2 separate regions of the Homo sapiens genome follow, and region 1 is linked to region 2. The links are chromatin loops, found by intact Hi-C in ENCODE. Cell type or tissue: endothelial cell of umbilical vein. All regions are shown on one strand. Links, peaks and the distances in the headings refer to the core of each region. The heading gives the core; the rest is flanking DNA. Region 1 overlaps SERAC1 (serine active site containing 1). Region 2 has its middle 66 kb from the start of SNX9.

What was found. A loop is a pair of places that touch in the nucleus more often than their neighbours do. Peaks named below come from ENCODE experiments on the same cell type or tissue, not always from the same donor. Only the 100,000 strongest peaks of a DNase experiment are listed, where the experiment ranks them.
Region 1: a loop joins it to region 2, with 19 times the contacts of the local background. A loop is called at or near these places in 6 of 110 quality-filtered maps.

The regions. Positions count from the first base shown.
Region 1 is chr6:158,129,185-158,134,568 of GRCh38, reverse strand. It overlaps SERAC1 (serine active site containing 1), which reads left to right. Exons shown (of 17, transcript NM_032861.4): 9 at 4,083-4,196. Among named protein-coding and RNA genes, the nearest start is that of SERAC1, 36 kb to the left of the region's middle. In endothelial cell of umbilical vein, for the core only: a CTCF peak has its summit at 2,409; a DNase peak (open chromatin) is centred at 2,448.
Region 2 is chr6:157,754,759-157,760,142 of GRCh38, reverse strand. No RefSeq gene overlaps it. Among named protein-coding and RNA genes, the nearest start is that of SNX9, 66 kb to the left of the region's middle. RefSeq lists a silencer at 4,532-4,826. In endothelial cell of umbilical vein, for the core only: a CTCF peak has its summit at 3,318 (motif pointing left); DNase peaks (open chromatin) are centred at 1,492 and 3,272; H3K27ac peaks cover 462 bases.

The DNA.
Region 1 (5,384 bases), core at 334-5,333, 370 kb before region 2:
ACTAGATTATAATCTCTTACTATCCTTATTCATACTGATGTTCAAATTGTCCCAGGTTTGGCTGTGGGAGCCCCTTCAGGTTGTCTCCCATGTCTTTTGTAAATGGTTTCATTCATTATTTTTGGAGTTCTTGCTTATTTTTTGGTATTAGAAAATGTTCATCTTAGACTTTCCCTGTTCTAGCCCTAGAATAAGCTGATTTTTTAAGCAGGCTTGGTTCCTTTTAGGGCTAATGGTATTTAGTAACCAAGTTCTGGGCTAGGTAAGCTCATTGCTGCTGTCATTGCTTTCAGGCCTTCAGTGGATAGAGCTGGGGAAAGAGGCAGCTTCATATGGTTCCATTCAATATGTACCTTTTATTTTTTAATGACATCAGTGTGAATGCTGTTGATGCTTCACTGAATAAGAACATTGAACTGTTGATCTCAAACCATTGTTGCTAGGGAATGCTGAAAGCAGTGTAGATTTGGGATCACTAGTATGAGAATGTGCAACTTCACCGTTTGGTGATAGTTGGCATTGAAAGGAAGAGTGAATATAACCGTATTTTCAGATAGCTGCAACATGAGATGTGATATGAAAATACCTGTGCTTTCCCTTACTGCTAGAATCACAGGTACTGCTAGTGTTACTGTGGTTTATTGTCTGTGTTCATAACTGAATACTATGCAGAATATCAGTTAGAGGTTAGGAAAAAACAAAGGTAATTTTTTTTTCCATCCAAGTTTACACCCTACCTGCCTTGAATTCTATCTACCCCATACCCCTAAGGACCCTTGTTAAAAACTCTTGCTTTAGAATGAACATCATTTTAAAGCCCAGTTAGTTTGCACAAATCACAGAGCTCTAAGGTTGTAACTTTTTATGAAGAAACACCAGAGATGGGCCAGGTGCAGTGGCTTACGCCTGTAATCCCAGCACTTTGGGAGGCCGAGGCGGGCGGATCACGAGGTCAGGAGATCGAGACCATCCTGTCTAACATGGTGAAACCCTATCTCTACTGAGAATACAAAAAATTAACTGGGCGTGGTGGCACATGCCTATAGTCCCAGCTACTCAGGAGGCTGAGGCAGGAGAATAACTTGAACCCGGGAGGCGGAGCTTGCAGCGAGCTGAGATTGCACCACTGCACTCCAGCCTGGGCGACAGAGAGAGACTCCATCTCAAAAAAAAAAAAAAAAAAAAAAAAATTAACACCAGAGATTAGCTCTTTTATATTACTGTTGCCTTTCCATTTTTCTACCTATTCCTTTTTTTTTTTTGTCTGTTTGAGACAGGGTCTCACTCTGTTGCCCAGGCTGGGGTGCAGTGGCATGATCATGGCTTACTGCAGCCTTGACCTCCCTGGGCTAGGCAATCCTCCCACCTCAGCCTCCCGGGTAGCTGGGACAGCAGGTGTGCACCACCTTGCCCAGCTAATTTTTTGTAGAGATGGGGTTTCACTGTATTGACCAGGCTGGTCTTGAACGCCTGGGCTCAAGCAATCCACTTGTCTCAGCCTCCCAAAGTGTTGGGATTACAGGCGTGAGCTACCACGCTCGGCCTGTACCTACTCTTTATTATTGTTTTTAATATTGTCATTCTCTAGCTTTTCCTGTGCACTTCCTTAATCCTTATAAAATTATTTTTTGTTGCACTCATAGAATTTGATGTTTGGTGTTTCTTAAATCTTTATGAATTTATTTAGTCTTGTCATATCTTAGTTCAGTATAAAGTAGCAGTAACTATGTACATTTATTTTTACATTAGGGTTTAGAATATAATCCATACAACCATACTGTGAGTTTGTTCCTTTGTATTCATTCCTTTTTGCTTGTACTTCTTACTGCCACAAAATCTGCCAATTCATAGGTAACAAGCTTCGCCAAAAGTGAGAATGAAATGGGAACTGCACTCTACATCACACTGCGGAAATGGCCAAGACAAATGAAAGTCCTAGATCATTTTTCTTTGCCTTCTCTCCTCTCTGTCCTTGGGGAATTTAGAGTAGAACTAGATGAGATAGATAATTCAAGGGTACAAGGTGGGAAGAGGGGTTTGGGGGAGCCAGGATGTGGCGATAAATCTTCAACTAAAAATTCCTACCCCCCGACAAAGCTTACCAATCCACTATTTACCATTGTCTCTGCCAGAGAAGGACGACTTTTCATGACTTAGCCCCATCTCAGTCCTCAGTTTAAATGATGTGACTCTGAGATCCAAGCATGTTTAAATTTAGAAAAAAATAATATTATATACGAGAAGAAGGCATGAATAAAAAGTATAGAGTGGCCAAAAATTATTTTTAGTTGGTTTACTGAACCATGGACCTTATAAATTAACTAAAAATGCAGAATCTTATGGATTATATTTCCTATGGAAAACACTGGGCTTTATATTAATATATACATTTTTTAGCCATTACCTTGTAGTTGTCCTCTTTTGCCAGCAGGTGGGCTGTATGCACACAATTATGACCCTAGCTCCAAAGTGAAGCACTTCCAAAGCACCTACAGCAATGCAGCAATACATCTTCTCTCCATTCCTTCCATCTCTCCTACCCCAACACACACACTCTCTCTCTCTACACGAGTAGTAGCATAGGATACATACACACTGTTCTATACCTTTTTCTCACTTAAGGATTATTGTGGAGATTGGTATATATCAGTGTAAGAAGAGACTCAAAATTTTCAGACCGGCATGGCATTCCATTGTACAACTGTACCATAATTGATTTAACTAACCCCCATTGATAAATATTAGCTGGTTTTCAGTCTTTATTATTATACAAACAATGCAGCAGCTAGCAAACTTGCATATCTATCACTTTCCCTGTGTGTGAGCATCTCTGTAGGATCAATTATTAAAGGGCATGTGCACTTGTGATCTTGATCACCGATGCCAGGTTGTCCTCCATAGAAGTCGTGCCATTGATACCACTCGCAGCAGGGTGCTGTGCGTGCTTGTTTCCCTAGAACCTCGTCTGTTCGATGGATGACAAATGTAGCTTCTTAGTGTCCTTTCAGTGTGCACGCCTCTCATTATGAACAGTGCTGAGCGTTGTTTATATATATTTATAAAATAAATATACAAAAAATATATTTATATTATATTTATGTATTTTATATATAATGAATTATATTTAGAAATATGCCTCTAAAATATAAAAATATAAATATAAATATATTATATAATTTACATATATAATATATAGATATAAATATATAGTATATTAGTATATAATAAATGTAAATATATACTATACAATATATAAATATATAATATATAATTTATAATATATTCTTATATATTTTAGAGGCATTGTATTTATTTTCCTAACAACTTTATGTTTATGACTGTGCTTGTATTTCTATAATAGTGTTGGTATTTTTTGTCACTGACTTGTAGGAGATTATTGCATATTAGTGACATTAACCCTTGATCTGTGATAAGAGTTGAAATTGAAATGCTTTAATTTTGAAAACATTCAATAGAAAATTGAAATGTTTTTATTTATGTTTTAATATGTTAGAAATAGTCCCCACTACTCTTCTGTTTTGTAATTTTTGTAACGATTTTTGTTTATCCTTCCATAAGAACTTGAATTGAATTTCAACTTAAGAAGAATTGAAAGCTCTGTGATCATTGTCATCGTGTTCTTTCTTTTTAACTTGTCCAATAATGCTTTATATCTTTTGAATTATATTGATTATTAGACTTTAAGTAGGCTATTAGCAGAATCTGGAAAATAATATACTGTAGTGACTACTGGGGGCTGAAAGAGATGACACTAGAACATCCTGGGCTTTTCTTACTTGTTAAAAGAATTGTGAGTTAGTCTTCACACTTTCATACAAAAGGACACAGAGGAGAGACTTGACGAGGACACAGGTTGCGCTCTTCTTGGAATAATTTGTATGTTTTCTATTCTGATAACCCACAGTTTGCATAAAGTTCCTTTTACATTTCCAACATATTTTGAGGCCCTACACATTAGTATTTTCTAACACCATCTATTAGTACAGAGATTTCTTTTTTTTTGTCAAACAAAAATATTAGTCACTTTTTTTCAGTAAAAATTTTAATTATTTTAATTTCAGGGTGGTTTATGGTGTTTTGGAGGAAATGGACTTCCTTATGCTGAAAGTTTTGGAGAAGTTCCTTCAGCAACAGTGGAAATGTTCTGTTTAGAAGCTATAGTAAAACATTCTGAGGTAATTTACATTTTCAAAATGTAGTTTACTTTTTATGATTTTATTGAAATAATTATATAGGTTGATTTTTGCAAGGGCAATAATCATTTACTGTAAAAGGAGAAAAGCCCTTCACTTATTTTTAAATTTCTGCTTTCCTCCAATTTTAATTGTTAGAATAATCATGATTTAGCACCAATAAATGAGATTCTATTTTGCTAAGTATTTCTAAAAATTTATTTAATTGCCTAAAAGAAAGCAGCCTATCATCTAAATGTGGCATTTGCCTTTGAGTTATGTTGTCTTCTACTGCCTTTCTCAGATATTTTTACATATTATTTTCAGATAATTTCCATTAAAACAACTGCCAAAGATGTGACAGGATAAAAGAAAAAACAGGCTGGGCGCGGTGGCTCACGCCTGTAATCCCAGCACTTTGGGAGGCTGAGGCGGGTGGGTCACCTGAGGTCAGGAGTTCAAGACCAGCCTGGCCAACATGGTGAAACTCCGTCTCTACTAAAAATACAAAAATTAGCCAGGTGTGGTGGTGCGCACCTGTAATCCCAGCTACTTGGAGGCTGAGGCAGGAGAATCGCTTGAACCTGGGTAGCAGAGGTTGCAGTGAACTGAGATTGTGCCACTGCACTGCAGCCTGGGCGACAGAGCAAGACTCCATCTCAAAAAAAAAAAAACAAAACAAAAAAAAACAAGGAAATATTAGATGACTATACTCTTGAAGTGTAACTGTAGCATATATCAATGATTGTTAAACTCTTTGGTACCATAGAAACTTTTCTGTCATGATGATAGTTTAAAAAAGAAAAAAGCAACAAACCTTGTAGTGCTCATAGTGCAGAAACATCACCCAGGAAATGTGTTTTAAAATGCACATTTTTCCACTCACTTGTATCAAGTTTAACATCATAGATTTGGTGTGGAGTCCAGGAATTTGCATTTGTAGCCAGCACCCTGGTGAGGTGAATGCAGGTGATCTGTCCCACATCAAGACAAACACCATCCTTGAGATTCGGAACTCTCCAGTTCAGTTTTGGGACACATTGGACATGGCTTAAAAGCCATGTGTAGAAAGTCATCTTTAGTTCTCGCCCATGAAATTAGGAACTGACCACAAAGCAGAGGGAATAAGGTGTTGTAGTACAGAAGGGACCTGGGAAAACTTGCTCGAGTGTGGTGTCTCCTGAGTTGTTT
Region 2 (5,384 bases), core at 217-5,216:
TCCCAGCATTTTGGGAGGCCAAGGTGGGCAGATCACGAGGTCAGGAGATTGAGACCATCCTGGCCAACATGGTGAAACCCCATCTCTACTGAAAAAAAGATAAAAAAAATTAGCCAGTGTGGTGGTGCACGCCTGTAGTCCCAGCTACTCGGGAGGCTGAGGCAGGGGAATTGCTTGAACCTGGGAGGTGGAAGTTGCAGTGAGCCAAGTTCACACCACTGTACTCCAGCTGGGAAACACAGCAAGACTCCATCTAAAAAAGAAAACAAAAAACAAACAAACAAACAAAAAAAACAAACTTTGATGGCATAGGTAATAGTAAAGTGTAGATCACTAGGAAGTGATGAGCTTTAAGTGTTTATTACTTTTGTTTTTAGTATAATCTATTCAATTTGTAAGTTTATATCATTAAACTTTTATTTATTTTTCTTATTTATTTCTATATTTATTTGGAGACAGGGTCTCCCTCTGTTGCCCAGGCTAGAGTGCAGTGGCATGATCATGGCTCACTTCAGCCTCAACCACCTGGACTCAAAGCTCACACCTCAGCCTCTTGAGTAGCTGGGACTACAGGCGCCCGCCACCATGCCCAGCTAATTTTTGTATTTTTACTAGAGACAGGGTTTCACCATATTGGCCATGCTGACCTCAAACTCCTGACCTCAAGTGATCCACCAGCCTCAGCCTCCCAAAGTGTTGGGATTACAGGCATAAACCACTGCGCCTGACCCATTTAATTTTTAATAATGGCTGTGTTTAACAACCAGCTTGCAAATTTCCTGAAAATTTAACCATGAGTGCTCCTGGGCCCATCAGGGCCAGCTCTAGCATGTCACAGCCTGGTTTGGCTCTCAGGCCCCATCTTTGCATGGCTTCAGCTAGATGTCATGGTCCCCTGCCCGCAGCCTGCATGACTCAGAATTCCTACCAGCCAGGGCCGTGTGACTTCTGACGTCCAGGTTGCCAAATTCAATAGGTAAATTTCACTCCTTATTCTACTTGGCCTCCCAGAGACTCCTGTCTTTTGAAACTCTCAACACCATCATTGTTCCTTGCTATGATTTTAAACCTTCTCTGAGGGCACAGGTTCCTCTGCTGGCCCTTCAGCTGTTGGTGTTTTTCAGGACCTGAGGTCTTCTTCCACTGTCCTCACTGGGAACGTGAATGCCGCTGCTTCCCAGATCCCTGCCTTCAGTTCAGGTCTCCCTGTTGAACTCAGGTCTCATCTGTGCAACTTCCTGCTGCACAGCTTCCTGTGACCATCTCTCAGGCGTCTCCTACTCAACAGGTTCCATCATCCCTACCTGTCTTGCTCACGCAGGCATCCATGCTAGCGTTCACCCCATAAATACTTCTCAGACACCCATTACCTGCTAGTCACTACACGTGCTGACCATACAGCTGTGACTCAGCCACAGTCCCACCCTCATGGGGCTTATCCAGGGGACATGGTGTCACCATGTGCCCAGTGACCCCAGCCAGAGCCTTCAGTCATCCTTACCCCTGACCTCTCCCACTTACCATTGTTTAGTTGGTAGATTTGATCTGTTCTTCTTCCTGCCCAACTCCGGAAGCCTCCCCTTCCTCTGCCCCCACCAAGAGTGTCTTTTCCCCAGGCCCTTGTCATTTTGCTCTGGGATCATCGGGAAGCTCCTCACTGCTCTCCTATCCCCAGACTTGCCGCTCTCGAATCCATTCTCCATGCTGCTAGAGTAATGATATTTCTGAAATCACATTTATGATATTGCCATTTCCCTGTATAATATTCTCCCAAAGACCCTCATAGCATTCCATGTAACATCTAGCCTCCTTGGCATGGTAGAAAAGGCCTTTTAGGTGACCTGGCCTCATCTGCTTCTTTTTTCTTTCTTTTCTTTTTCCTTCCTTCCTCTCTTTTTTCTTTCTTTCTTTCTCTCTTTCTCTTTCCTTCTTTCCTTCCTTCCTTTCTTCTTTCTTTTCTTTTCTTTTTTGATAGGGTCTTGCTCTGAAGACCTTGGAGGCTGGAGTGCAGCAGTGAGATCACACCTCACTGTAACTTTGAACTCCTGGGCTCAAGTGATCCTCCTGCCTCAGCCTCCTGAGTAAGTGGGACTACAGGCATGCACCACCATGGCCGGCTAATTTTTAATTTCTTTTTGTGGAGACGAGGTCCTGCTATGTTGCCCAAGCTCCTCAAACTCCTGGCCTCCCCATCTGCTTCTTAGTCTTCTTGTTACCATTCCTCCTGAGACCTACGCTCCAGCTGTGGGGACATTTCTCAGGCCTACCCCCTATGCTGGTGCCAACCCCTTCACCCAGAATCCCTCCACCCGACGCCAGCCCTAGCCCCTATTCCTTTCTTTGATTGCCTGCTCCTAGTCATCCTTCAAAGCTTGGTTCAGCTGCAAGCTTCCCAGTATGGCTGTGCAAGGGGCATTGCAAAGAGGTGGAGGGTGCCCTGTGCACATCTGAGGTCACTGTAGATTATGACAATTTTCTGGTACATAGTGATAAAATGAATGGTGCCACTGAGGTCATCAGCAGGGCAACTTCTGTCACTTCCTCCTGGAAATGTTCACTGGCCCTCCCAGTTTGCGTTGGGTGACTCTTCTCTGTCATGGCCATGTCATACCAAACTGTGACTGTTTATTAGTATCCATGCTCTTTTGGAGGATGAGCTCTTGGAGGACAGGACCGTGTCCTTCCCTTCTGTATACCTGGCACAAGAACTGATGGGCAGTCCGTGAAGGTTTGTTGAGTGAATGAGCGTGTCCCCGGTAACAGAGTGCCGTGGATAAGGCCCCAGGATCCTGAGTTAGAATCCTGGTGCTGCCTCTCCCATGCAGGGTGACTTAGACACAGCACTCCACAAGTAGCCACCCCATACCTCATACAAAGAGTATGGGGCTCAAGTGAGAAAGTGGCTGCCAAGCACTGAGGGAATGCATGGTGATTCTTACGACTGAATATTTTCCAGTGCTGAAGCTGCTTCTGTGTTGTGCTTCCTAGTCCACTTTTCTGGACTCCCTCTCTCGGTTTGTTTATTATTATTTTAATCCTCCTGAGTTTTACTAGAGAGGCAGCACCATCTTGGTAAATATCTTAACTGCCAGCTCCTGGTGGGGGGAGGGGGTGGAAGTTGAAGTGGAATTCAGTGCAGTGATGTGTGAGATAATGGAACACACACACATTACAGCTAAAGTCCAAGGGAAAGGCTGTCAGAATTAGCTGGATTCTCCCGGCGTCCTCTCTGCACCGGGGCTTGCGATCTGGCCCTCGGCCGCAGGTTGGCACAGCCTGCTTTGTTGCTGAGATGCCCAGTTTCCTCTCGCTCCTGCCCTCTGCTGGCCGGAATCAGATTCTTTCCCGCATATTTGACTCTGTTGCCTCTGGGGATCCGCCTGGGGATCCGCCTGCGTCTCGGGGGCCTGGTTTTCTTTGCTTATTCACTTGCTTGCTGGAGTGTCTATTCCCTGCTTGCTGCATTAGAAGCTATGGGGTACACAAGTGATGCTGGTCCTCAAAGTCCACCTTCAAGGAGCAAGAAATTTGGATAATCTTGGAGAAGCAGAAGCCAGGACCTCAATCCAGAACTCTGTGCCTGGAGCAATGAAGGAGTTATTGTCCCCAGACATGGCACACCAGATTGCAAATTTATAAAGACAGGGAATCATACTTATGTAGAGCTTCGCAATTTACAGAGCACCAAGACATACATTTTCCAATTTAACTCTTTTTTTTTTTTTAGACAGAGTCTCACTCTGTTGCCCAGCTAGAGTGCAGAGTGCAGAGGAACAATCACAGCTCACTGCAACCTCCACCTCCTGGGTTCAAGCAATCCTCCTGCCTCAGCCCCCCAAGTACTTGGGTCTACAGGCACTTGCCACCACGCCCAGCCAATTTTTGTATTTTTTGTAGAGACAGGGTTTCACCATGTTGCCCAGGCTGGTCTTGAACTCCTGACCTCAAGTGATCTGCTTACCTCAGCCTCCCAAAGTGTAGGGATTACAGGCATGAGCCACCATGCCTAGCTAATTTAACCCTTTCAAGCAAACCACTGAGGATGGTATTAATGAAATAAAATAGAAATTGTGTTGGGAGACTGACATTTACTGTCATCAGATGTGATTACTGGCAAACATCTTGTTAGTCAGCTGATGTTATGTCTCACCTCAAAGGACACACTTGATGGGTGGGTGGGGGAAAGCCAGTAAGCCAGGAGTTTCAAAGGAACACTGTGTGGTCTGACCCACACTGTCTTTCCGTAGCATCTGAACTTTCTGTCCCTGCCTCTCCAGCAATGTCTGAGAAGATCAAAGTCTGAGGAGACAGATGTGACTCCTGGAGAGGCATCCAATGGGTAGTTCTCCACTTCTGCCTTGCAACCGTGATCCCAGAAATTCTGAAAGGGCACTTTTAGGATTAAAAGCATTTAGCTTCGTTTCTTCCTTTGTAGGAATGGAAAATCAAAATCACTCTGAAGTCGTGGTTTCTTTTAAGATGCAAAACAACTCCTTTCAAGCCATTGCTTTTAAATCTCTCACATTCAAGCTTAAATCAGTGAGTGACATTGTCACCGTATAATCCGACTGAGTTAAATCGAATAGTGGGAAAGTGGCCTTTTCTTTCTTTAATCTTTGACAAAATAAGGCAAATTCTAAAATTATGCCCAACAGTCTATCAGTAGTCTTTGTTGTTCCACATGTTCAAAGAGAAATGTCTATAAACTCTCAGCTGGTGTTTTTCTAACCCGGAGGCATTCTCTTCCCTACCAGGAAGGGAGGAGTGACTAACATATGATGCTGAGAGAGGCCACTAGGAAAGAGATGGCTGAGAGGGAGAATTTCTCCCGGTGTCAGAGGCATGCGAACCAGAGCAACTCCATCTTGAATACAGAGCTGGGTAAAATGAGGCGGAGACCTACTGGGCTGCATTCCCAGACTGTTAAGGCATTCTAAGTCACAAGATGAGATAAGAGGTCAGCACAAGATGCAGGTCATAAAGACCTTGCTGATAAAGCAGGTTGCAGTAAAGAAGCCGGCCCTATCTCACCAAGACCAAGATGGCCACGAGAGTGACCTCTGGTCGTCCTCACTGCTACACTCCCACCTGCACCATGACAGTTTACAAGTGCCATGGCAATGTCAGGAAGTTACCCTGCATGGTCTAAAAAGGGGAGACATGAGATTCACCCCTTGTTTAGCATATCATCAAGAAACAACCATAAAAATGGGCAACCAGCAGCCCTCGGGGCTGCTCTGTCTATGGAGTAGCCATTCTTTATTCCTTTACTTTCTTAATACACTTGCTTTCACTTTATTCTATGGACTCACCCTGAATTCTTTCTTGCACAAGATCCAAGAACCCTCTCTTGGGATCTGGATCAGGACCCCTTTCCTGTAACA